Linked DNA regions of Mus musculus: region 1 is linked to region 2. The links are chromatin loops, found by intact Hi-C in ENCODE. Cell type or tissue: heart. All regions are shown on one strand. Each heading gives the region's core, and the rest is flanking DNA. Links, peaks and the distances in the headings are about the cores only. Region 1 overlaps Taok3 (TAO kinase 3). Region 2 holds the start of Suds3 (suppressor of defective silencing 3 homolog (S. cerevisiae)).

Region 1 (11,513 bases), core at 2,706-7,705, 89 kb before region 2:
TAACTGCTTCTAGCTATGGAGTTCCTGTCCTGTGTCAGGTACTCACTGTCTCAGGCATGGCCTGGATGCTGCTCACGCCTACCAGAGACTGGCAACTAGGGAGGAAACTGAGGTACAGTGAGGCTCAGGACTGAAATGGGTAACAAAGTAGTGGTCTCCTCTGACCCCGCGAGCTTCCCAACTGCTGGGACCTATGTATGCCACCATGTTTGGGGTGTGTGTGTGTGTGTGTGTGTGTGACTGTGAGTGTGTCTGTATATGTGTATGTCTGTGTGTGTCTGTGTGTCTATGTCTGTATGTATCTGTGTGAGTGTGTATGTGTGCGTATGTCTATGTGTATCTATGTGTGTCTGTGTGTGTCTGTGGGTGTATATGTGTGTGTATGTCTGTATGTATCTGTGTGAATGTGTATGTGTGTGTATGTCTATGTCTGTGTATGTATGTGTGTGTGTGTATCTGTGTGTATGTGTCCCTATGTGGGTGCTGGGAATCTGTTAAGGTCCTCTGGAGAGTAGCAAGTCCTGAGCACCATTCCAGTCCCTGGGGATAACTGTCAAGCTGGTGCATCTTTTACTATGAAGTTTTCTTCAAGGTTCTACCACTGGGTAAAGTTATATACTTGAGTCTTCTAATATTTCCCCCAGTATGGCTGGGTTCTAAAGCAAAGCCATGGAGTTACTGTAGAGACAGGGTGTGTGATGTCTCAGGTCAGGAAAGTCTCAGGTATTAGCACTTACCAGCTTGTGTTTCAGTGTTTGCTAACTGCACATCTGCTCAAACTCCTTTAGCTAAGTCAATAGCATGGAGACATAGCAGAGAAGGATCCCTTTTCTGTGGCATACCAGAGCATGGAAAGTGTCTCCAATACAGTCACAGTCTCCAATACAGGCCAACCTACAGCTGTCTGTCACTGGGTAAGGGCGGGCTGAGTTAACTGATGGGCATGTGTGAGGACCAATCAGCAGAGCCCCAGTGGAAGCTCCTCCTTACCCAACTCTATGCAGGTGATGCCAAGCGACCAGATGTCAACTTTCCCGTCGTACTGCCCTTCGTCCATAGCTAAGATTACCTCTGGGGCCATCCTGCCAAATGCAACGTGCAGAGTTCAAGTTGTCAGTACAAACGAAATTTTCATTTTATAAAACTACTCAGTGCAATAGATTTAAGGGCATTCAAATTATTTTTAAAGGTACTTAAGTCCCCCCCCCCTTCATTTTCTGGGAACTAAACCTCAGTTTTCTGCAAGAATAGTGAGTAACTTAACTGCTGAGCCATTTCTCCAGCCCTCATTTAAAGTAGTCAATGTTTGTTGTGGTGTTATTCATAGAAGCCACATAAAGAAGTCAACCTAGAAAATCAGCAGGTATGTGGCTAAGGTGAACATAGTTCCTGCACACAATGGAGGTGTCTGTGACAAGGAGGTTTGAATGAGAATGGTCCCTGCAGGCTCACAGATTTGAATACATGCTCCCCTGTGCTCTCCTGGCTAGTGGAACTGTTTGGGAAGGACTAGAAGGCGTGGCTTGTTGGAAGTGGTTTGCCACTGGGGGAGTGCACTGAGGTTCAAGACTCCTACCATTCCTAGTGTATTTGTCTGCCACATGGTTAAGCCTTAAGATGGGAGCTCTCAGCCTGTTCCTACGACCACACCTGCCTCCCTCCTGCCATGCTACCTGCCATGAGAGTCACTGACTAATGCTCTGAAATTTTAAGCCCCAATTTAAACACTTAAAAATAAATTATCTTTGTTTTATGTGCACTGATGATTTGCCTGCAAGTATGTCTGTGTGAGTGTGTCATATTCTTTGGAACTGGAGTGACAGATGGTTTTAGCTGCTATGTGGGTGCTGGGAATTGAACCTGGGTCCTCTAGAAGAGCAGACAGTGCTCTTAACCACTGAGACACTTCTCCAGCCCCCAATCCCTGCTTTCTGAAAATAAGTTGACTTGGTCATGGCGTTTTATCATAGCAATTGAAAAGGAACTGAGCCGTGGGGGAATGGAAGGGATTGAAGGTCATCATGTTATATGAAACAAGCCAGACTCAGAAAGATGAATATAGGAGGGAGGGAGGGAGGGAGGGAGGGACGGAGGGTGATAGGGAAGGAGGGAGGGAGGGATGGAGGGGGAGAGGGAAGGAGGGATGGATAGATGGAAGGAGGGAGGAGGAGAGGGAGGGAGAGAGGGAGAGAAAGAGGGAGGGAGGGGAGGAGATAAGGAGGGAGGGAAGGATAGAAGGAGGGAGGCACAGAGAGAGGGAGGGATGGATGAAGGGAGGGAGGAGAGAGAGGCAAGCAAAAAGGGAAGCACCTGGGGGTGGGGTGGCTGTAGGGTAGCAGAGTGGAGGAGGACACGGGGATGAATTTGAACAAAGTACATACATGCCCTAGCTGGGAGAAAATATCATGACACAACCTACTATTTTGTACACCAGTTAAAATTTAATTTTAAAAGTTCAAAATTTTTCCTGACTGATATTTCCTCACACATACTACTCTGAAGAACAACACTGCTGAACACACAAACATCCTTAGTGATTTCTAGGGAACACGGCGTGATTTCAATACATCCTGGCTCCATTATTCACTCTCGCCTTGCTCTCCGGTCGTTATTCAACGATGGTCTATCTGTCTCCTCATCTAAAGGACAGACAGGCGTGTCACAGGGACCTCACGGAGATGTGTAAGGTATTAGTATGCTGTGAGCGCCGACAAATGACTTATTCTAAAAGACATGGAAAAATGTTTGGAGGGACAGTATAAAGGATCGTGACCTGCTGTCCCAAAGCCACTGTAACTCACAGAACAGGTCAGGCTCTGGCAAAGGGGGGTAGCGTGCCTGACCCTGAGCAGGGAGGGGACTCTGCCCTCTCTCTGGTTTGGACAGTGCTTGGGCCTATTCCGTGTTGGCAGTGGTTTGGTGAATGCGATCTTGAGATGAGGTGGAAAGTCAAAAAGCAGCTGTTTTTAGGAGAGTTTTCTAGAAGGTGTCTTTTTCAAAGCCGTGATAACATGATGGAATATCGTGGACGTTCAGAAAGGGGATCCGGAACACAATGAGGGGGAAGACGCCGAGTCAGAATGTCGTCACGGCTGGTGAAGCATCAAAGGACTCCACTGAGTCGGGAGCTTGGATTTCTTCCATTCGGTCTTGGTAGGCAGCCAGAGAACGGTAAAGGGAACCCTGCCTCATCTGAGCACGCTGCCTCCAGGGAACAGTTCAAAAGAGACCTCAAGCGAAACCTTAGACGGAGCTAGCCCAGCAAGCTGATAACTTCGCACAAAGCAGATCCAAAGCCAGTTGCCTGCTTTCAACAATTTAAGGTCACTCTTCTCGGCTAGAGAGGTTTCTAACCTTCTCAAAGGAAATCTGATTGGTGCACATTGTGAAAACAGCTTTTTTGTTTTGTTTTTTTTGGTTGTTCTTGTTTTTGAAGCAGAATCTCTCTATGCAACCCTGGTTGTTCTGGTGTCAAACTCACAGAGATCCATCTGCCTCTGCTGAGGTTTAAGGTACACCACTAGCCCTGGCTGGAAACCCACTGTTGAGATGAAACCAGGCCAGGCGGCCAAGTGGTACAGGCTTGGGGGCTTAGCTCCATGGTGGCCTGAGGCAGGAGGATTGATCGCACATTCAAGGTCAGCTTGGAATAGAGAACGAATCCATCTGAGGCCAATCTGGACACATTAGTGAGACCGTGTTTCCAAATGAAGAAGATGGCGATGTAGCTCAGCGGCTGAGCACTTCCCCGGCATCCTGCAGGCCCTCAGTTCAATCCCTGCCACTGTACAAACAAGAATGGGGACACCAAGTGCTCTCTGCTCACCCTCCCTTGTGTATATTAAGCCTACACTGTATCTTCTCAGTGTACCTACCAGTAAGGAGTCCCCACAAAGGAGTTGGCGGGAGAAGCCATGGAGGCAGATCCGAAGTCAGCCAGCTTCACCTGACCTGGCTCTGTGAGGAGGATGTTCCCTGCTTTAATGTCCCTACAGGAGGGAAAGAAGACGATCTGAGAGTTAACTTCTTAATACTTACTAAGCAGGAAGCCAGAACATGCAATTAGCGAGATAAAATGTTCACTAAACAAAACAAACACACAAGCATACTTTTCTCAGAGATGACTGCCTGTTGTAAGGGAGCCGCATTCCTGGGCGGTCACTGGAAGGACTTCCAGGAGGAGCTGTCTTCAGAGAGAGGGGTAGAGCGAGGGAGGGAAAGAGGCAGCCATGCCAGTCAAGGAGCGCAAGGAGACCGCAACCCTTACAAAGCGTGTTCTTCAGTGCTTTCTCCAGCCACCACCGACATTCCTTGTGCTGGGAGACCTGGAGCCACTGGTAACTGCCCTTTGTCCCCCACTTCCAAATCTGACATGCCTGACGCTGCCACCCTGACCAGGGTTCCTTAGCTGGACACATACCTGTTCTGTCTCGCCCGTGCCCCTTTCTGCCTTTAACTGTAACTGCCACTCTAAGGCATGGGAGGGTACGGGTTACAGAAAAGGTGTTATTTAAGAAATAACACTGTACAGAGAAGAGAAGACCCTGAAAGATCAAAACAGACAAGGATTAAGGGTTAGGAGTTTGCAGTCAGCATCCCTAGGACGGGTCGCAGCTGGTTTTGCCACTTAAGATGCATGGTGCAGTCAGGTGTTAGGGAAAAGCCATTTGAAAACTCAGGATGAAGGATGATGCAGATGCCCCCTTGTGTTTCTTAAGATGGGAATGAGGACTGGAAACCATGAGCTGCAAGCTGACGATGGGCTGAGACACAGCTGGGAAAATGGAGAGAAAGCGATGGGTGTAAGGGTGTCCAAAACTTCCCCTGGAATGACAGCTTCCGCCTCAAGATGACACTGGGCAGAAAGACTGAAAATAAACATGCTGTTTATTCTCTAACAAAGAAGGGCTTGGAGATGAGACGTCCCACAAAGCCATAAGAAGATGAGATGAACGGTATTCAGGGTTTGTTCGAGGACAGGTCCTCTATAGTCCAGGCTGGCCTTGAACTCTTTATGTAGCACAGGTTGGCCTTGAATTCCTATTCCTCTGCCTCTACTTCCCAAGTGCTGAGATTATAATATATGCACATGCCACTGTGCCTGGCTATGAGACAGGTTCTATGTTGTCCCAGCTGTCTTGGAAAGCATTCTGTGGACCAGACTGGCCTTGAACTCACGGAGTTTATCCTGCCTCTGTCTCCCAAGTGCTGGGATTAAAGGTGTGTGCTACCATGCCTGGCTTTCATTTTTTAATTCAATGAATGTTAAAAGAAAAAAAAAACACTTAAAAAACCTTTTTGTCTTTTCCATTTCTTTCATAAACAGTGTGCTGATTAAAGTAAGAAACAAACACAAAAGTAAACTGTAGCTTTGGATGAAACCCAGCAGAGGTCCAAGCGAGTCAGAATCCAGCAATGACAGTGAATCCAAGAAAACACACCTCAAAAATGTAATAAGTCCATTGATAAAATGGTCAATGGACTTAACCAATATTTACCAGTTGTGACTGGTTCGTTGTCTATTTAACTTATTTTTTATGGTCCCTAGGGCTACATGGTAGCCTGTGTGTGCTATGAAATGTATCCCCACAGAGGTCAGAAGAGGGCATCAGACCTCCTGGAATGGGAGTTACAGGCAGTTTTGAGTGTGAGCCACCATTGAGTGCTGAGGACCTTTCATGTGTGGACTGACACAGACTTCAGGCATGGGAAGCCTCTGGGATGTGAGGCACCTGTTCCTTACAACAGGAAAGGGATTGCTCAGCGCGATGCTATCCTGTGCACGGGAGTCAACCGGCTTCTGTTCTCCCGGCTTCTGTTTTCCTGACTTCCTTGCACTGTCAGGAGGCCAGCTACTCACATAGGAAGCAAAGCATGGTGGTACATGCCACAAATGCCGGCCCTTCGGAGGCTGAGGCGGAACCAATGGAGCTCAAGATCTACCCGGGCTACATTATGAGTTCAGGGCCAGCCTGGGCTACATTGTAAGATCCTGTCCCAAAAGAGGAAAAAAAAAAAAGAATCTAAAACTAAACATGCCACCATCACCCAAAAACAACAAATAAACAGCCCCCTGAAACATGACAGGGTGCAGTCTTTGCAGGGCTATGGGAGAGGCCGGGAGGTATCGTTTGCCTCCTGTGATCCCTTAGCGCCCCCACCCCCCAACACTGGACCCCATGCTGATTCCTGTAGTCCCTGGGCTATGGAGCTAGAAAGGGAGCTGGGGTTTGGACTTACCTGTGAATCAGGGAGTGAAAGTGGAGGTAGGCCAGCCCCTGCAAGGCACCATGGGTGATAGCAGCGATCTCCACTTCCTGAAGTGGTTTCTTATGAACTGAGGGAGGAGGAGAGAGGGTCAGGATGGATGGCCAGCCTTCCACAGCACAGAGTGACAGAGACTTTGCCGAAGGACAGCTGGAGAGCGAATTCACCTAAACGCACGGAAGCTGTACCGTGCACAGCATCAGCAGTGGATGAGGAAACCGAGGGCACAAAGATGAAGCTAACACAATACACTCCACAGGCCTGCAGCAGTAATTTACTGATCAGTGTCGAGTCAAAGCGATGTCGGTTCTGACCCAGCTGGCCCGGGTTTATCGGTCCCTCCTGACTGCGTTCTAGGCCATGCTGCTCGCCTCTGCCACAAAGTCACCACAGTTACCCTTGACCTAAGAGGGTATGAGGCAACTTCTATTGAGAGGTCCTGGTTGGTTTCAGAAGGTTTTTAAATAGAATTTTTAAACACAGCTAGCTGCTGGGCACACACAGCAGCAGTGGTGGGAGAGCTCAGGTCCGTCGTTGACTCTGCACATGGGTAGATACTAGTGAGTTGACAGCACCTCCCCTCTCACATCCGTGCCCACTGTGATACTGGAAAGGCACAGGCAGTGACATTTATACATGGCTTTGATGGTTTTTGGCTAGTGCCCGCCCGGGACAGCCATGCAGCTGAGATCACCCAGCTATAGTGTAGAGATTATGTCTATACAGTATACCCAGTGACCCTTAAACTGCCTTTCAACCAGAGGCTCAAACTGCACTATGTCTAGTTGTCTGGGAATAGATAGCATTCTTTTTTGTTTTTAAGATTTTATTTTAGTGTCCGTGCCTGTACATGTGGCCTGCCTGTGCATGCGTATGTGTGTGCACATTGGGTGCAGGTGCCTGTGGAGGCCAGAAGAGGATGCCAGGTCCCCAGAGCTGGAGTTACAGGCATTTGCCTGGGAGCCCAACTGGGTCCTTGAGAGAGAAGAGTGTTCTTGCCGCTGAGCTGTCTCTCCAGCCCCATGGAGAACGTGACAGAAGGAAAACAGAAGAGGCTATGATGTCATGCTTACCTTCTAACAAGTCAGAGGCTGAACCTAGGCAGTACTCCATCACCAACTGGAACAGAGTGGAAGATCGGAATAATAAAAGTTAATGAGAAGTTCCTCAAGTTAACCACACCAAACCAACCAAATAGCTACAAAACCAACCAAACAGCCAATCAATCAACCAAGCAACCAATCACAATCCAACCTACCCCAACCAACCAACCAACCAACCAACCAACCAACCAACCAGCCATATGCCTACCCAAGTACCCAATCGACCAACTGACTAACCAATCAACCAAGCACACAACCAACCAACCGAGGCACTAAGGACATCAGGAGGGAAGATACTTGGCCTGCCCTAAACCTGCCTTGTCTGGCCACCTGATAACAAACTGATTTTCATAATCTTCCACACTTCAGTTCTTGTCACCTTTGCCTTGGCCTTGTCCTCAGCCCATGAGGGTTGATGTAGACATGGTCCCTGTAAGGCACTCAGGCTGAGACTACCAGATCCGACCGGATACCTCCTTCCCATATTGCCTTGTTTCATAATAGGTGTTACATATATATAGACTTTATTACTCATTGTTTGTAACCTAGAAATTGTCAAAGAATACACAAACCAGAAAGATTGGTGTTGAACTCAAGATTTTGCACCTGATTTGTTTGGGGTTCAATCCTCAACACCAAATATAAACAGAAAACTCCCAGTTGCCAGATTGTGGTGGCATACACCTTTAACCCTGGTACTTGGGAAACAGAGATGGGGGTATCTGTGCGTTTGAGGCCAGCCTGGCCTACAGAGTGAGTTCCAGGACTACATAGTGAGACTCAGTCTCAAAATCTCTCCCCACCTCCAAAAAGGAAAATCCCCAGTTAGCAGTGTGGACGGTCTAACGCTTGAAATAAGCACTGCCTGGTATTATAGGGAGGACTGCAGTGTGGACGGTCTAATGCTTGAAATAAGCACTGCCTGGTATTATAGGGAGGACTGCAGGACTCATGCCAGCCCAGAAAAGGATCAAAAGCTAAACTGGGAATGTGCTTCCCGATGGATGTATTGGTTGTACACCACGGTGAAGTCAGAGTTGTGTGGGGAGCTACTGTGTTCTAATACAACTTTAACACTGGACAGGGGCGAGTTGCACTGTGTTCCTATTCTTTCAAAAGCACGATGCCGAGAGTGCTTTCCTTAGTCCTTCACACAGAGCCCTTTGCAGCCCAGCTATGCACTGAGTAGGTCTCAGCTCCCTTTACTTCTCCTACATGGTCAGGTTACTCTTGGTGCTGTTTGTCTCCCTGGCTCTTGCAGCTCAGTGAGTAGGAGAGCTTTCTAACTAGCAGTCACGCTAGCTGTGGATGGAAACCAGGTAAGCAAGCTGGCTAGACCTCCGCGTAACTGAAGAGCAGCCGGGCCTGGAGGAAGAGCAGCCGGGCCTGGAGGAAGAGCAGCCGGGCCTGGAGGAAGAGCAGCCGGGCCTGGAGGAGGAGCTCCTGGGCCTGGAGGAGGAGTTCCCGAAGCGCTGGCAAGACTCTGGTTACTTGGAATGTGCAGCGTTTATCCTGTCCAACCCAGGTCTTCCCAGACTCCTCCAAGGCTGCTGGGGTGGCCCAGAGGAACCCATTTCCAGGGAAGATGCTCCTTTGATTGACATCTGTTCAGGCGGGAAGCAGAGGCTCTAGGCAGCTGAAAAGCTGCTTGGAGGTGGGAGAGATAGCTTAGTGGGTAAAGCTCCTGCCTTGCAAGCATTCGCATCAGAGCTTAGGCTCTAAGCAAAAGTGGGGTACATGGGTGTGTGCCTGTAATCTCAGTGTAGGGGACGTACACGTGGGGATCTCCTTGGGGCTCACTGGGTAGCCAGTCCAATCAGATAGGCAAGTTCCAGGTTCAATGAGAGACACTGTCTCAACACATCAGGTAGAGATCCACTGGGGGAGACACCTGACTTTCAACTTGTGGCACACACACACACACACCCCGAAATGGACTTCTTGAGCAGAAATGCTTACACAGAATGTCCATTTCCTGTTGGTGATGGGATCCCGAAAGGCTGTGGTGTCCCGAGCAACCCATCACAGACAGGTATATGGGACTTTAAGCTAAAATGCCTAATGTGATTAACACCTTCATATTCTAAATGATATGTGACATGCTAATGTCAAGCAGTGACAGTCACCTAAAAAAAACCCTAAAATGTGTGGAAGCGCTCCCCACTCTAGGTCCATGGTGGTCGTATCATTTTGTAAAAACTGTATAGTCAAATGGAACGGTGGGGGCGGGGCGGGGCTGGAAGTGGCAACGATGAATGTTCTAGAAGAGGGCTGAGGAGACAGCTCAGCAGTTAAGGGCACTATTCTGCTCCCAGCACCGCGTGCCAGTTCATGACCGTCTCTACCTCCAGTTCCAGGGGCACTGAAGGCCTCTTCTGACCTCTGTGGGCACTGTAAACCTGTGTGGTATACAGGCAGGCAAAACACTCATATGTACAAAATAAAAATAAATAAGTCTTAAAAAAAAAAAAACATGTCGGGTGTGGTGGCATATGCCTTTAATCCCAGCATTCGGGAGGCAGAGGCAGGCCGATTTCTGAGTTTGAGGCCAGCCTGGTCTACAGAGTGAGTTCCAGGACAGCCAGGGCTATACAGAGAAACCCTGTCTCGAAAAACAAAACAAACAAACAAACCAAACCAACCAAACAAACAAACAAACATTCTGAGAGGAGAGCTGGCTCAGGGGCTCGGTGGCTCAGGCTGTTGGGGACTCAAATCCAATTCCTGGGACACATTTTGTGGAAGGAAGGAAAGAACTTCCACAAGTCCTCTGGCTTCCACGTGTGTGCCGAGGCAAACGTGGGCACACAAAATAAATATAATAATCATGCTTAAAAGTTCTGGGAGACTGAAGGGTTTAATGTTTGGTTTTACACGTCGAGCCTGACTCTGTACCATCTCTTTGCTCAATGCTCTCTCTCGACAGGTAGACCTGGCACTGATCCTATGGAATCCATACCATATGACAAACCGACCAGCAGATTACATAATCGATTACAAAGGTCCAGTGGGAGAGACAGGGGTCGTAGCTTTATGGTTCAAATAAGTAATTATAAAACATTACTAGAGAAAAGAGAGTAGAGTGTGGCTCACCCATGCAGTGTGCTCCTTTAAATAACAGCCTTTGTACTCGATGGTGTTAGGATGCTTCAGCTGCTGCAGAAACTTAACTTCCTTAAGGATATCTTGCCATTTCTATGGAGACAAGAGAAACATGTTTAATTTTCAAACTGCAAACAGTATTTATCAAGTGAGTGCACACATGCACATAGATACACAGATTAGATAGATAGATACATGCATACATCTCTTTTCCCGTGTCAGATGGACACGAGGCAGAGGTTTAATAAATGGACCAGCTGACTACCCTGTCCTACAGCTTCAAGTCCAAATCTCTAATCAAATGTATCAAAATAGAACCACGACTCATGTCCACACTGCAAAGTCATTTGCTTGGAGGCAATGTCAGAAAGCTTTCCTAGAGGTCCCACAAGCGACAAAACGTGGCCAACAGTTTTCTGGGCTCCCATTATATGCAGCTCCCCACCCCGCCTGTCGTGGTTGGTTTGAGACAGGATTTCTGTGCTTGAACTCAGAGACCCAGAGACCCGCCTGCCTCTGCCCCCCAAGTGCAGGGATTAAAGGAGTGCTCTGTCACCACTGCCACCCGGCCTGTTTCTTTTCTAGGTTTGCTTTCCTTGACACGTTGGGCCTCTTTACTTTTTCTCTCTGTCTGCGTGACCTCCACACTAGCTCAGATGACATTTTTCCCCTTCTCCTCTCTGGGATCCCCTCTTACCAGACAGACCCTGAGGTTCACAACTCGCCTGTGTTAGGATGGTTTTCTTTTAAACTCTTATAAAATTGTCCTTGAGTTTAAAAGGAAAAAAAAAAAAAGCTGCGCTAAATGCTTAGATAACTTTTATGGATTACATTTTTGGAAAGCTTTGCTCTGTGTGTCTTCACACCATAACTATCTAAGAAGGTATCTAGCTTACTTGTTATCTTGAACGTTGACCATGTCACTGGGGTGGGAACAGTGGACTCTTCTTTTACAGTGACTTCTGAAACACACACGGCAACCCTAGGACCTAGCTGCCCTCCTCTGCACAGGACACCAGGACTGAGGATGCCGCATCCTAA
Region 2 (11,513 bases), core at 2,795-7,794:
GCATTGTAAACACTGATAGAGCCGGGCTGCCAAATGGGAAAAAGTTTCTTAACTCTTTGTGGAGCGGAAATAAAAAGCCTAAACTGAAACAAACAAACAAACACAATCCGGTGCTTTAAGAGCATTAAAATTAACATCCTAATTAATTCAAGGCTCTTCTAAATTATCCCTCCCTCCAACTACTTGGGGGCCGGTGAATGGGGAGCAAACCCCTCTAGTTTTGCCCCAGATGTGTCATCAAGGAACCTCGAGGTCGAACTTTAGGGAAGAGTTGGGAAGCCAGCCTGCTGTTTAGAAGAAAGAGGTGAGACGCTGGTCTAATCTCTACAAATCGTCTAGCTAGCCCTTGGCCAGCCCTTAGGATCTATGTCTTTCACTCCCGGGCCCATCACATGATCCCCCTTCCAGCATCCCGGAACTCAACCCTCAGGGGGAGACCTCGGGTTCTTTGCAGTGGAGCAGCATCGGTGTCGTCCAGGTGTCAGCATTGCTGCTGTGCCCACTCAATGCCACCCGGGCTCAGGCTGCCGGTGTTTTTCCCTAGGTGCCTGGCTGTGAGGCCAGAAAAACCATGTTCACGCTGCGCAAGCTCTTCTCTGGTACTTCACTCACCGGCTCTCCTTGGACTCTCAGTGCTGTCTGTCCCTACTCTGGGTCCCTCAGCCCACACCCTTTTGGGGACCCCTCCCTTCACTCGGCTGCCCTAAGCCTTCCTGAGGTCCTCTTTACACTCATCGCAAGAGCATAGTTTCAGAACTACTGCCCTCGCCTCCCCAAAAGTCTCCTTTGCTTATTTTCCTGTCTCGGTCTCTCTAGGGTCCCCTTCTTTCATCCCGCTGCCTGAGTTCTCTCAAGTCAACCTGCTCAGTCTGCAGTCCCAATCCCTCTGAGTGTCCCTCCCTGGGTCCCGTCTGCTTTTCCCACCGGCCCATCAGGGGCGGATCTCCTCGCTCACTCACTCCGTCGTCGCAAGTCCCTCCGGGGTTCTTTCGCTTATCCCACGGCCAGAGTCCCTCTTCAAGTCGCCTCGTTAATCCCATTGCCCTGTCCTGTCTTGGGGTCCCCTTGCTCTCCCGCGGTATTTCTCGGTCCCCTCCTCATCCTGATGTCCCCATCTCTCTCCGGGTCCCCTCGCTCACACGCAGTCCCTCTCAGAGTTCACTCCTCACCCCTGTCCCCATCCTGGTCCTCTCACTCTTCGCGATCCCTCTCGGGGTCCGCTCCTCACTCTCCGTCCCGGTCCTTCCCAGTCCCCCCCCCCCCTCTCCCCGGCGCACTGGCAGAACCGCTAACAACTCCGCTCCCGGGATGCTCGCGGCCGCTGCGCCGAGGACTCGGGATGTCACTCGGGTGCCCGCGCTCTCACCTCAGCGCTGTCACCCGCGGCCCCGGCGCCGCCGCCTCCTCTCACTCGTGCCCAGAGTCGCTCTCGTGCTGGGTCTTCGCGTGCTGGGTCCCCACGCGCAGCCTCCGCCCGCGAGTCCCCGTCGCGCCCCACTCTCCACGCAGGACCCTAGCTGCCGCCGCTGCTGCTGTCCGAGGTGCGGCTCCGCCAGGGGTGACCAATCGCACCCGACTGCGCAGAGCGCGCCCCGCCCCCACTCGACCCCGCCCTCGACTCCGCCCACAGCCATGCTTTGATAGGTTCTCTACTGACCTTCCCTGATCGCCGCTCTCGGGGTCCAGGCCGTATATAGGCGCTCGATTGACCTTGCCTGGGAAGTCCGAGCGGTCGATGGATCCAGGGGATTGGCGGAGCTGGTGGTGGGCGGGTCCAGGTGGGCGGGGCTTTCCCAAACGCGGAAGCTCTCTTAACTTGGGTTAGCTATGGCCCCTTCGGGCGCGGTCAGCTCTGTTTGTGCTGCGCCAGGGTCAAAGTTCTTGGCTCTCTTTCCCCACGCCTTGTCTTGTCTTGTCGGACCACCGTGGATAAGATCGTGGGGCCAGTCGGATCTTTCTCTGGACCTTTCACAGCTCCTGGCCATCCTTAAGGGATGCTTTCCTCCTGGGGCTTGTAAATTATTTTCCAGCTCTCAGGAAGGGGAATGCGTTTTCTTGCTTTGCGTTCAGTGACCCTACGTTTACTGCTGGAGAGAGGGGGAAAAAATCTGTGGACCCAGCTAAATGCTTACTTACCAGGGTCTGGGCACATTTTAAAATGAGTGCGATGTGAATACCAGTACTCTGTAGGCAGAAGCTGGAAGATCGCCTCAAGTTTGAACCCAGCCTGGGGTATCTAGCTAGATCTTTTCTCAGAAGCTAAGAAAGAAAGAAAGGAAGAAAGAAGAAAGAAAGAAAGAAAGAAAGAAAGAAAGAAAGAAAGAAAGGAAGGAAAAAGAGGAAAGAAAGAAAGAAAGAAAGAAAGGAAGGACGAAAAGAAAAGAGAGGAAAGAAAGAAAGAAAAGTGAAAAAAGAAATACACATTTTGTGAGTTTTGATTACCACAGTTAATGGAGGAGTTGGGGTAGGGGGACCCCGTTGGCTTTGGCAAAATTCCAGCAAGCGTATCTAACTAAATCTTTCAGGGCCACGGGCTTTAATGAACCAAAGGCGGAAGGTTGATTGAGCTTTGACCCCCCAAGTGCAACCTGCAATAACCTGCCTGGCTCCATCCTAAGCCACGCGGAAACATAGTGCCTGCCAGAGGTTAAAGTGCACCAGGACCTGTCTCATGTTTTTTGTGTGGAAATAGCTGTGTTGTTTTCAGTTGATGGTGGAAGCTCAAAGCAGTTTTTCTGCAGGGACACATTTTCACCCTAAGCCTTATCAGACGTGGACACTCAACTCCTGGTCAACGCTCTACTACAAAAAAATATTTAGTTTCTATTTATCTGAGATTGGGTCTCACCTAGGATGGCTTACTGGCCTAGAACTCTCAGTGTGGACAGGTTGGCCTTGGGCTCATAGGGATCTGCCTTCCCCTGCCTCTGGCTGCAATGAAAGGTGGGTCCCAACACGCTGGCCTTTTTTTTTTTTTTTTAAAGTACTGGATATTGATCCTAGAGATTCAAACATGTCAAAAAACTGATCGCTCACTCGCTCTCTCTCTGGTATTTCCCCAGCAAAATTTACATCCTAAACATTGCATATCAAACTTCATCTGGGTAGTCTGACTGAATATACTATTTGGGAGAAGTGGTGGAGAATTTTAAGGGGTGAAACTTGATTTTGAAGGTTTTACAAACAATGATAAAATTTGGTTGAGCTAAAAGTCAGGAGGGATTCTTAAAAAGTTCATTTCCCTCCTCACTAAGTAGCACTTAGTAGGGCTGCTCCTTGGGCCAGCTCTGCAATTTTCATGGAAGATAAGGGACAAATTGTCGTCATCCAACCATTTGTGTCTCTGTAATCCATGTAAAACAGAAACGCATGAAGACTAACACTGGCTGTCTGTAATCAGGGAGACAGAAATAAAAGTTAAACACAAAACAAGATTACACACAGTTTAGTAACAAACCCAACTGTCATTTGTTTCATTGTATCAATGGATTCTGAGTTCAAAAAATGATGCCTGTTAATTTGTTGCTTCTTTAATAGTATTGGGAGCTGCGATCCCACAGTGTGCTGGATTACAAATAGTCTACATGTGTTCCAACAGTTTACACACACACACACACACACACACACACACACACACACACACACACAGAGAGAGAGAGAGAGAGAGAGAGAGAGAGAGAGAGAGAGAGAGAGAGAGAACAAGCACACGCAGGAAGCTGACCTCATCCTCTGGAGAAGAGACAGCTCCGAGAACCTCTGCTGAGGCTGGGCTTGAAGAAGGACTCTTGTCGAGAAGGGGCTTCAGATCCCGAGCTGCTGGAAAAGCCGTCCCAGCTTTGCATTCTGGACATTCTTGCATTTCTGCAGAGAGGAACTCTTTCTTACAAAGAGAGCCAAGATTTAATTAAAACAAGGTAGCAAATAGGAAATGTCAAAAGAAATGCGACCCAGAACGAATGTTCTCATTTTTAGAAGTCTCTCTGGGGGCCCATTTGGAAATGCATTTGATCACAGAGGCTGTGAGAAACAGAATACTGTCCCCGGGTTCCACCCCGCTTTCTGCTGTGTTCCCATCTGCCGGGCCTTAATGCTTGTTCTGTTTTCTGCAGATCTGAGTTAACTGAATAGGGTTCCTCTGGACACATCTTCTCTGTCTCTCCAATTAGGGAGTGAAGCTAGGGTCTCCAGCATGCCGAACAAGTGCCCTACCCAGCCACAGGCATACATGGCCCATCCTTTTTAATTTTGCTTTCAAACAAGGTCTCATTAAACTGGCTGGCCTTGAACTCATTGTGAAATCCAGGCAAGCCTTGATGTTGCTCTGTCCTCTTGCATTTGTCTTTCTGAGCACCTGGGATTATTGTTGTGAGCCACTAGGCAGAGACCATAGGTTTTTGCTGCTGCTGCTACTGCTTCTGCTTCTCCTCCTCCTCCTTCTTCTTCTTCTTTTTGTTTTTTGTTTTTCGAGACAGGGTTTCTCGGTGTAACCCTGGCTGTCCTGGAACTCACTCTGTAGACCAGGCTGGCCTCAAACTCAGAAATCCACCTGCCTCTGCCTCCCAAGTGCTGAGATGATTCCTCCTATTCCTCCTCCTCCTCCTCCTCCTCTCCACCTTCTTCCTCTTCCTCCTCCACCTCTTCCCTTTCCTCCTCTTCCTCCTCTTCTAAGCAAAACTGTAACACTATGTTTCACAGGGCTACACAGATTAACACATGGAGAGATTCAGTTTCATGGCTTGGTTTGTTTTTTTTTGTTTTTAAGACAGGGTTTCTCTGTGTATCCATGGCTGTTCTGAAACACGAATTGCAGACCAGGCTGGCCTTGAACTCAGCCTGCCTCTGCCTCCCTAGTCCTGGGACTAAAGGTCACTTTGCTCAGCGTTGGCTTCTGAATTTAAGCCAATGTAGTTCCTGGAGGGAAATGCCCTATTTACTCAAGTAAAAATTAGCAGGTTATTAAATTACTGTTTTAGGCTAAAATACCTTAAAAATTATGTTTGGGGAAGCACAAGGAAGTTATCCTGTGGACAGCTGTGGATCTGGGATGCTAGACTGACGCCACCGTTTTTTCTTTTTTCTTTTCTTGAAAGGAGAAAGAATGACAACTCTTTTGATCATTTGTAAAACCGGTAGAACAGCTTACCCAGTAAATCTACTCAAAAGAAAGTACTGGCAAGGCCTAGGGACACACTTTCACCTGACCGGTGGATGAAATGGCAACAACTTGCCTTTACCATAATTTTTAATAAAGCCCCCATTAAGGCAGGGGAGCAACCACGCACAACATTTTCTGTATCCCACACACTCTGGCTGGCCAGGCGTCCAAGCCCACCGCGGGAACCGTTCGTGCCATTCACCTGCATGAATCAGAGACCATGCTACCTATCCAGGGCTCTGCAAAGCCTCCGCCCATCAGGTCGAGTCCATCCACACTTTAGTTTTGACTCCAGGCGCCGCCTGGTGGCCACTGCCAGAAGTGCCACCTCCAACTCCGGGGTCCTGACTGCTGGCGCGGCTGCCCCTGGATATGCCTGACTCCAGAGACTCCCGCCTCCGCCCCTTCCGCCGTGGCCGATCGCGGATTCTTAAGACAGTGACGCCGCCGCGGCCGCCGTGTCAGAAACCGTGGAGCCCCGGCGTCTCACCTACCGTCTCGAGGACGGCCTGATCAGGCTGTCACCGAGCAGCCCACGACCCGGAAGTAGCCGGCTGCGCGAGGCCCCCGTTGCCCAGCGCGGGCGCCGGGGTGCGGGGTGGGGGGCGGAGCTCGGAGCCGAGGGGAGTCCCGGTGCCCGCGGCTCGGAACCGCGCGAGGTTGCGGGGCTCCGGGGACGCAGCCAGGCGGCCGCGATCTCCGCGGGACCGGCTCCGCCGCGGCCCCGAGGCGGCGACATGAGCGCCGCGGGGCTGCTGGCTCCGGCGCCGGCTCCGGCTGCAGCGCCGGCCGCCCCGGAGTACTACCCGGAGGACGAGGAGGAGTTGGAGAGCGCCGAGGACGACGAGCGCAGCTGCCGGGGCCGAGAGTCCGACGAAGGTGCGGGTGTGGGGACGGGGCCCGGGTGCGGGTGGTCAGAGGTCGCCAGAGCTCTTGCGAGCCAGGGGTCCCCAGCCCAGCGTCTCTCATTTCCGCACTCGGGTCGGAGCAATGCTCGCCCTGGCTTTCTCGCTCCCAGCTTCTCTCCTCCCACTGTTTTAATGCCCCTAGCTCCGCTTGGGGAGCCGGAATGGGACAGGCGATAAGTCTTCCTTTGGCCGGCACCTCTCCCCCGCCCCCAGCTTTGTGACCTTAAAGCTGTCTTGTTTACCCACCTCCTGCGTGGTAGCTTGGAGTCCTCATCTCCTAGGTTGGGAGGGGTTCAATGGAATCGTGTCCTGCCACGGCGAAGTGGGCGAAAGGGGAGGTTGGGATTTGTTTTCAGGTCCGAGTAGTCTGCATTTGCGTGATCGCTCCTCCAGCCTCAGGTCTCGATCCGGGACCTTGTTTATTTACCTTTTGGCGGGTGTGAGGGACACCCAGAGGGATTATTGAGGAAGGAGCTGGCTAGGTGGGGGAGAAGCTAGAAGCAGAAGGGGCAAGGGGAGGTCTTTGTATGGGCGGAGTGGACAGTATTCAGGCATAGAGTCGGGCTGTAAAAAGCCAAAAGCTACCCCCAACTGCGGGCAGGATCTTAAGTCTCTCAAATGCGTAGTAACATAGCTAGCTGGCTCTAGACAGGGCTTCCGTGAAAGTTCCTTCCACCGAAGGAAAGGAGGCGGCTTTGTGAGGACTTGGGTCTGCTCCGGCCTCAGTGCACGCAGAGCAAGTTATAGGAACTGAGTGCGTTTGTTTTAACTATGGTTAAAAAACAAAACAAAACAAAACAAAAACAAAATCAAGGTTTAACTAGGGATTTTTCAATGTGAAAGGTGCACTTCTTTTAATGACCACGAGGGGGTACAGCGAAGACAAAATTGACCCTCTTCACTCAGGCCATTGGATCCAGATCTTTGCTTAAGACCAGTTTAAATTAAGCAGTTTAGAACACTGATTTTTCTGAGGGTCCAGGTTGGAGTGGCTCACGACTGTCTATATGTCGCAGGATATTTGATCACACTGTGAACCCCGAGACCGTGTTATTTATTGAAAAAAACAAAACAAAACAAAACTGTTTTTACTTGGGGTGTTGCTCAGCCTTAACACACACCTTTAATCCCTCTGGCTGGAATGCAGACATGCCCTTAGTACATATATTTTTAATCCCAAACAATCAAGGTAAAGTTAGTTTGTATTAGGAAACCCCTGTTTGAAAGTGATGTCTAATTGAGTGTCAGCAAGGTGATGGATCAGAGGCAGATTTGACAGAATGGGATATAATCAACTCTCAGGAGATGAGAGGGAAAAGGGTATTTAAGAGAGCAGCACAGAGAAGAAGAAGGAGGCGGTTTTACTGGGGCAGTTTTACGGGGGCAGTTTTACGGAGACAGGTTGGAGAACAAGCTAGACACAGGTGAAGGCAGACCGAGCCAGAGAATGAGAAGGAGCTGAAGATAATGCCAAAGTTAGAATGAGGCCAAGCAGAGCCATTCACTAGAAACTGATTGAAGCCAGATTGAAGCAAGACAGCCTGGAGAGGAGTTTGAGTTGAACCATCCCATCAGAGCTCAGAAAGAACAAGAAAGGTGAGTTTATTCAGCAGTAAGTCTCAGAGGCTGAAAAACATTCTAGGCCTAGATTAGATGTACAGGGGCTGGAAACATTCAGGACTAGGCTGAAGTTAGCAGAAGGAGGCAGTGAGCCTCCCAGATGGCAAAAACCATCAGGTGAACAAAGGTTATCTTTTGCATCTAAAAACTACAGCCCCAACCATCATCTGACCCCTTTGGGTACCAGGCATGCACACAGAGACAAAACACTCATACATGTAAAACAAAATAAATATAATTGAAAACTTTTTTTTTTCTTTTCAAGACAGGGTTTCTCTGTGTAGCCCTGGTTGTGCTGGAACTCACTCTGTAGACGAGGCTGGCCTTGAACTCAGAAATCCGCCTGCTTCTGCCTGCTGAGTGCTGGGATTAAAGGCGTGTGCCACCACCCCCGGCTTGAAAATGTTTTTTTTTTAACTCACTAATTTTGCTGTGTGTCTTTATGAATTCATATGCACCATGTGTACCTGTATCCTTTGAAACCAGAAGAGGGCGCCAGATCCCTGAGAACTGGAGTTCTGGGACTTCATAAGCCATCTGATAATGAGTGTTGGGAGACCGATCCCATATCCTCTGCAAAGAACAGTGAGCTCTATTGAGACATGCCTTCATCCCCCTTGTTAAAATCTATTTAAATACAAGGTTTGGAAGCATTTAACAAAAAGTGTCTTGCCCCGCTTCTGCACATTTTTTTCTTTTTTTTGTTTGTTTGTTTGTTTGTTTTTTTTGCCTGTTAACTTGGAAATCCGTTCAGTTATTAGGATTGAGTCTGTTGTGGGGATGGTCTCTTTTCACTGCATACCTCTAACCGTGATGGGATGGGGGTGCGCATGCCCAGATCTCCTCTTGGACTGTGCTCCGTTCACTGTTGCTCTGTGGCCTCTGTCTGGTGTGCCCTCTTCTCTTACTGTGCGTCATATTAAAGTACATTCTCAGCATAAACCCAAGTTGGAGTGGCATTTCTCTTTTTTATTTTAAACACACACACACACACACACTCACACACTTTTTATTAGCAGGTTCATGCAGACCCACATGGGATAGAAACTCCTTCTTCTCCCAGAAGTCTGCCGATTACGCTGTCATGATGCGGATTCTGTGAACCTGATCATAACTGCCCGCTTCTCCCCTTGTTTCGCCCAGACACCGAGGATGCCAGCGAGACTGACCTGGCGAAGCACGATGAGGAAGACTACGTGGAGATGAAGGAACAGTGAGTAGCCCGGGTGCCTTTTCTCTGGAATACAGAGGCCCCCTTTTGACCTCAGTGCTTGCAAAGCACAGATGTTTCTGTAGTTTCCCTCTCTGGTTGCATCTAGGAGCCTTCCTGTTAGGAGCCTCTTCGGAGGCTAGACTAGCAGGAGCCGTGATGGGCATGGTGGGCTGGGGCAGTAAGGCCGTTAGAATTGCTGTGAAAACTGGTACCCAGGACAATGGGTATCTTGCAGGCCCCCAGCCCCTGTCCTATATTGTGGGTCATATGCTGGGTGTCCCAAGTGTCCTGGGAATTGAGGGAGCAGGCTGCCACCCCCTTTCCTGCCACATTCTGTTTGTTCTCACACATCTTCACGAAAGCCACAGTCAGCTAAAGCTCTGACTGTTTTCTGAGAGGGGTGAGAGCGTTGTTTTGAGACCGGACTAACCTTCAGTTCACAGAATGCAGGGATTGATGGTGTTGTCCCCACGCCTGGCCTTATTATTTTTATTTACTCATTTTTTTTGAGACAGGGTTTCACTGTGTAGTCCTGGCTATCACAGAATTTGTTCCCTAGATGAGCCTAGCCTTGAACTCTCTTGAATTCACCAGCTTCTATCCCCAAGCCCTAGGATTAAACGTGCACCCCCCCCCCCCCCAGCTGTCGTTAGTTTTTAAAAGAAACACACCGTCAACCACCAGCAAGAAACAAATCCAGAGTCTTTCCCTGTTGCCAGACTGGTGTCAGGCTTTTGGGTTCCAGGTGTCCTCCTGCATCAGCCTTCCAAGTAGCTGAACCTCAGGTGCCTGCCCACCGCTCTTGCACCTGCTACCTGATCTGTGCCCAGATGTGTGGTCGCGTAGGGCGTGTTTGAGATAGGGGATCACTTGGAGGTGATCTAAGGCTGCCTTGAACTCACCGCAGTCTTCCTGCTTCATCCCCCAAGTGCTGGGTTACAGGTTTTGAGGCTCCGTGCCCAGTTTTCAGGAAGTGGTGACTGGGTCTATCTCAAGGCTCTTGGTTTTGAACCCTTAAACTCCTGTAGGCTACGTAGTCCCCATTTCTTCCCCTGGCTTCTCCTTTCAAATGTGCATGCCCTTCTCTCTAGCATCGGTCATCTTCAACCCAAAGCAGGAACTCAATTAGGTGTGACCGCTGCTGGGCGAGGACACATTAACAATTCATGTGTGTGCACTCAGCTGCACCTGAAACTCAGCCTGGTCCTGCTGCTCTGCCAGCTTTTTACTGGCTGAGTCCGGCCTGCTTGAAACTTGCTCTCACAGACTCTTCTCCGTGGATGTGATGTCAGTGGATCTGGTGCCCAGCCCCGATTCCTTTCTCATTCCCCAAGTAATCTCTTTGCCTGCTCCCTTTTTGTGGTAGGGAATTGATGTCCTGGGTCTACAAACTTCTCAAACACTGTCCTCGCCTGTCTTTGCCATGTTTTAGAAACAGTTTTTTGTTTGTCTGTTTGTTTTTTAAGACATTTCTTTTTCTTTTATGTGCATGGGCGTTTTGCCTGCATGCTCTGTGTACCATGTGTGCAGTGCCCTCAGAGGCCAGAAGAGGGCGTTGGTTATCCTGGAACTGGAGTTATATATAGACTGTTCTGGAAGAGCAGCCAGTGCCCATAGCGCCTGAGCCACCTCTAGAGCCGGGCGGCCCCTCTCAGCAACAGTTTCAGAGATAAGCGTTTGATTACCGTGCCTCCTTCATACTTACTAAGCTGGACATCCGCTGTGATGAGAACTGCGGCCACTGTGGTGTACCTGAGTTGTGCGTTAGGACTGGTCCCCAGAGAGCAGTCGGGAGGGCTCAGGGACCCCTCACTGTCCTGAAGCGAGGGGTTTGTGCGTTAGGACTGGTCCCCAGAGAGCAGTCGGGAGGGCTCAGGGACCCCTCACTGTCCTGAAGCGAGGGGTCTGTGTGTCTGTTAGCCTTTCTGAGGAGTGAGAGGGTCTTGTTGAACCGTGTTCTCCGAGGCCTTTGTTGTTGCCACTGAGAAACTGGGAGGTTTTCATGGAGAAGCAGAAGCACTGCCCCAGATGTGATGTGCCCGGCCAGCCTCCCAGCCCAGATGGACTCGCTGGTGTGTGGTTGCCTGTAACCCCTCCATGTGCTAGGTGTGAACTGGCCACATTACTTAGTGTGCTCTATGCCCTAGCCTAGCCGGGGCTGCATCCAGCCTGCATTTGCCTTTTGAGCTTGGATTGGCATTCTTTTTTCTTGGAAAGGTAGTAGCTTTCACGTGGTGGGAAGGGTTGTGGGCCTGGTCCTTAACAGCCATGCTGTCTGTAGGGCGGGTGTGCTGAGGGAACCACATCCCACCATTCACAATCCCTTGGAAATCACATTTTTTTAAAAGATTTATTTATTTATTATATGTAAGTACACCATAGCTGTCTTCAGACACTCCAGAAGAGGGCGTCAGATCTTGTTACAGATGGTTGTGAGCCACCATGTGGTTGCTGGGATTTGAACTTCGGACCTTTGGAAGAGCAGTTGGGTGCTCTTACCCACTGAGCCATCTCACCAGCCTGGAAATCACATTTCTGTGTATTCTTCTTGTGCGTTAAGGGGGTTATGCTGTGTTGCACTGTGAGTCAGGTGACAGCTTGCAAGGACCGGTTCTCT

The links. Hi-C counts contacts between places; a loop is a spot of excess contacts. Peaks named below come from ENCODE experiments on the same cell type or tissue, not always from the same donor. Only the 100,000 strongest peaks of a DNase experiment are listed, where the experiment ranks them.
Region 1: a loop joins it to region 2, with 2.1 times the contacts of the local background. A loop is called at or near these places in 2 of 42 quality-filtered maps.

What each region holds. Positions count from the first base shown.
Region 1 is chr5:117,199,123-117,210,635 of GRCm38, reverse strand. Taok3 (TAO kinase 3) reads right to left here. Exons shown (of 21, transcript NM_001199685.1): 5 at 10,464-10,565; 6 at 7,341-7,386; 7 at 6,241-6,337; 8 at 3,876-3,989; 9 at 991-1,082. Among named protein-coding and RNA genes, the nearest start is that of Pebp1, 83 kb to the left of the region's middle. In heart, for the core only: a CTCF peak has its summit at 5,596 (motif pointing right); no DNase peak of the experiment used is centred there.
Region 2 is chr5:117,110,193-117,121,705 of GRCm38, reverse strand. Suds3 (suppressor of defective silencing 3 homolog (S. cerevisiae)) reads left to right here and starts at 5,713. Exons shown (of 12, transcript NM_178622.5): 1 at 5,713-6,034; 2 at 8,827-8,896. The coding sequence starts at 5,893. It overlaps Taok3 (TAO kinase 3), which reads right to left and starts at 1,577. Exons shown (of 21, transcript NM_001199685.1): 1 at 1,367-1,577. In heart, for the core only: CTCF peaks have their summits at 5,470 (motif pointing left) and 6,923 (motif pointing right); DNase peaks (open chromatin) are centred at 4,033, 5,575, 5,725 and 6,425; H3K4me3 peaks cover 2,019 bases; H3K27ac peaks cover 1,506 bases.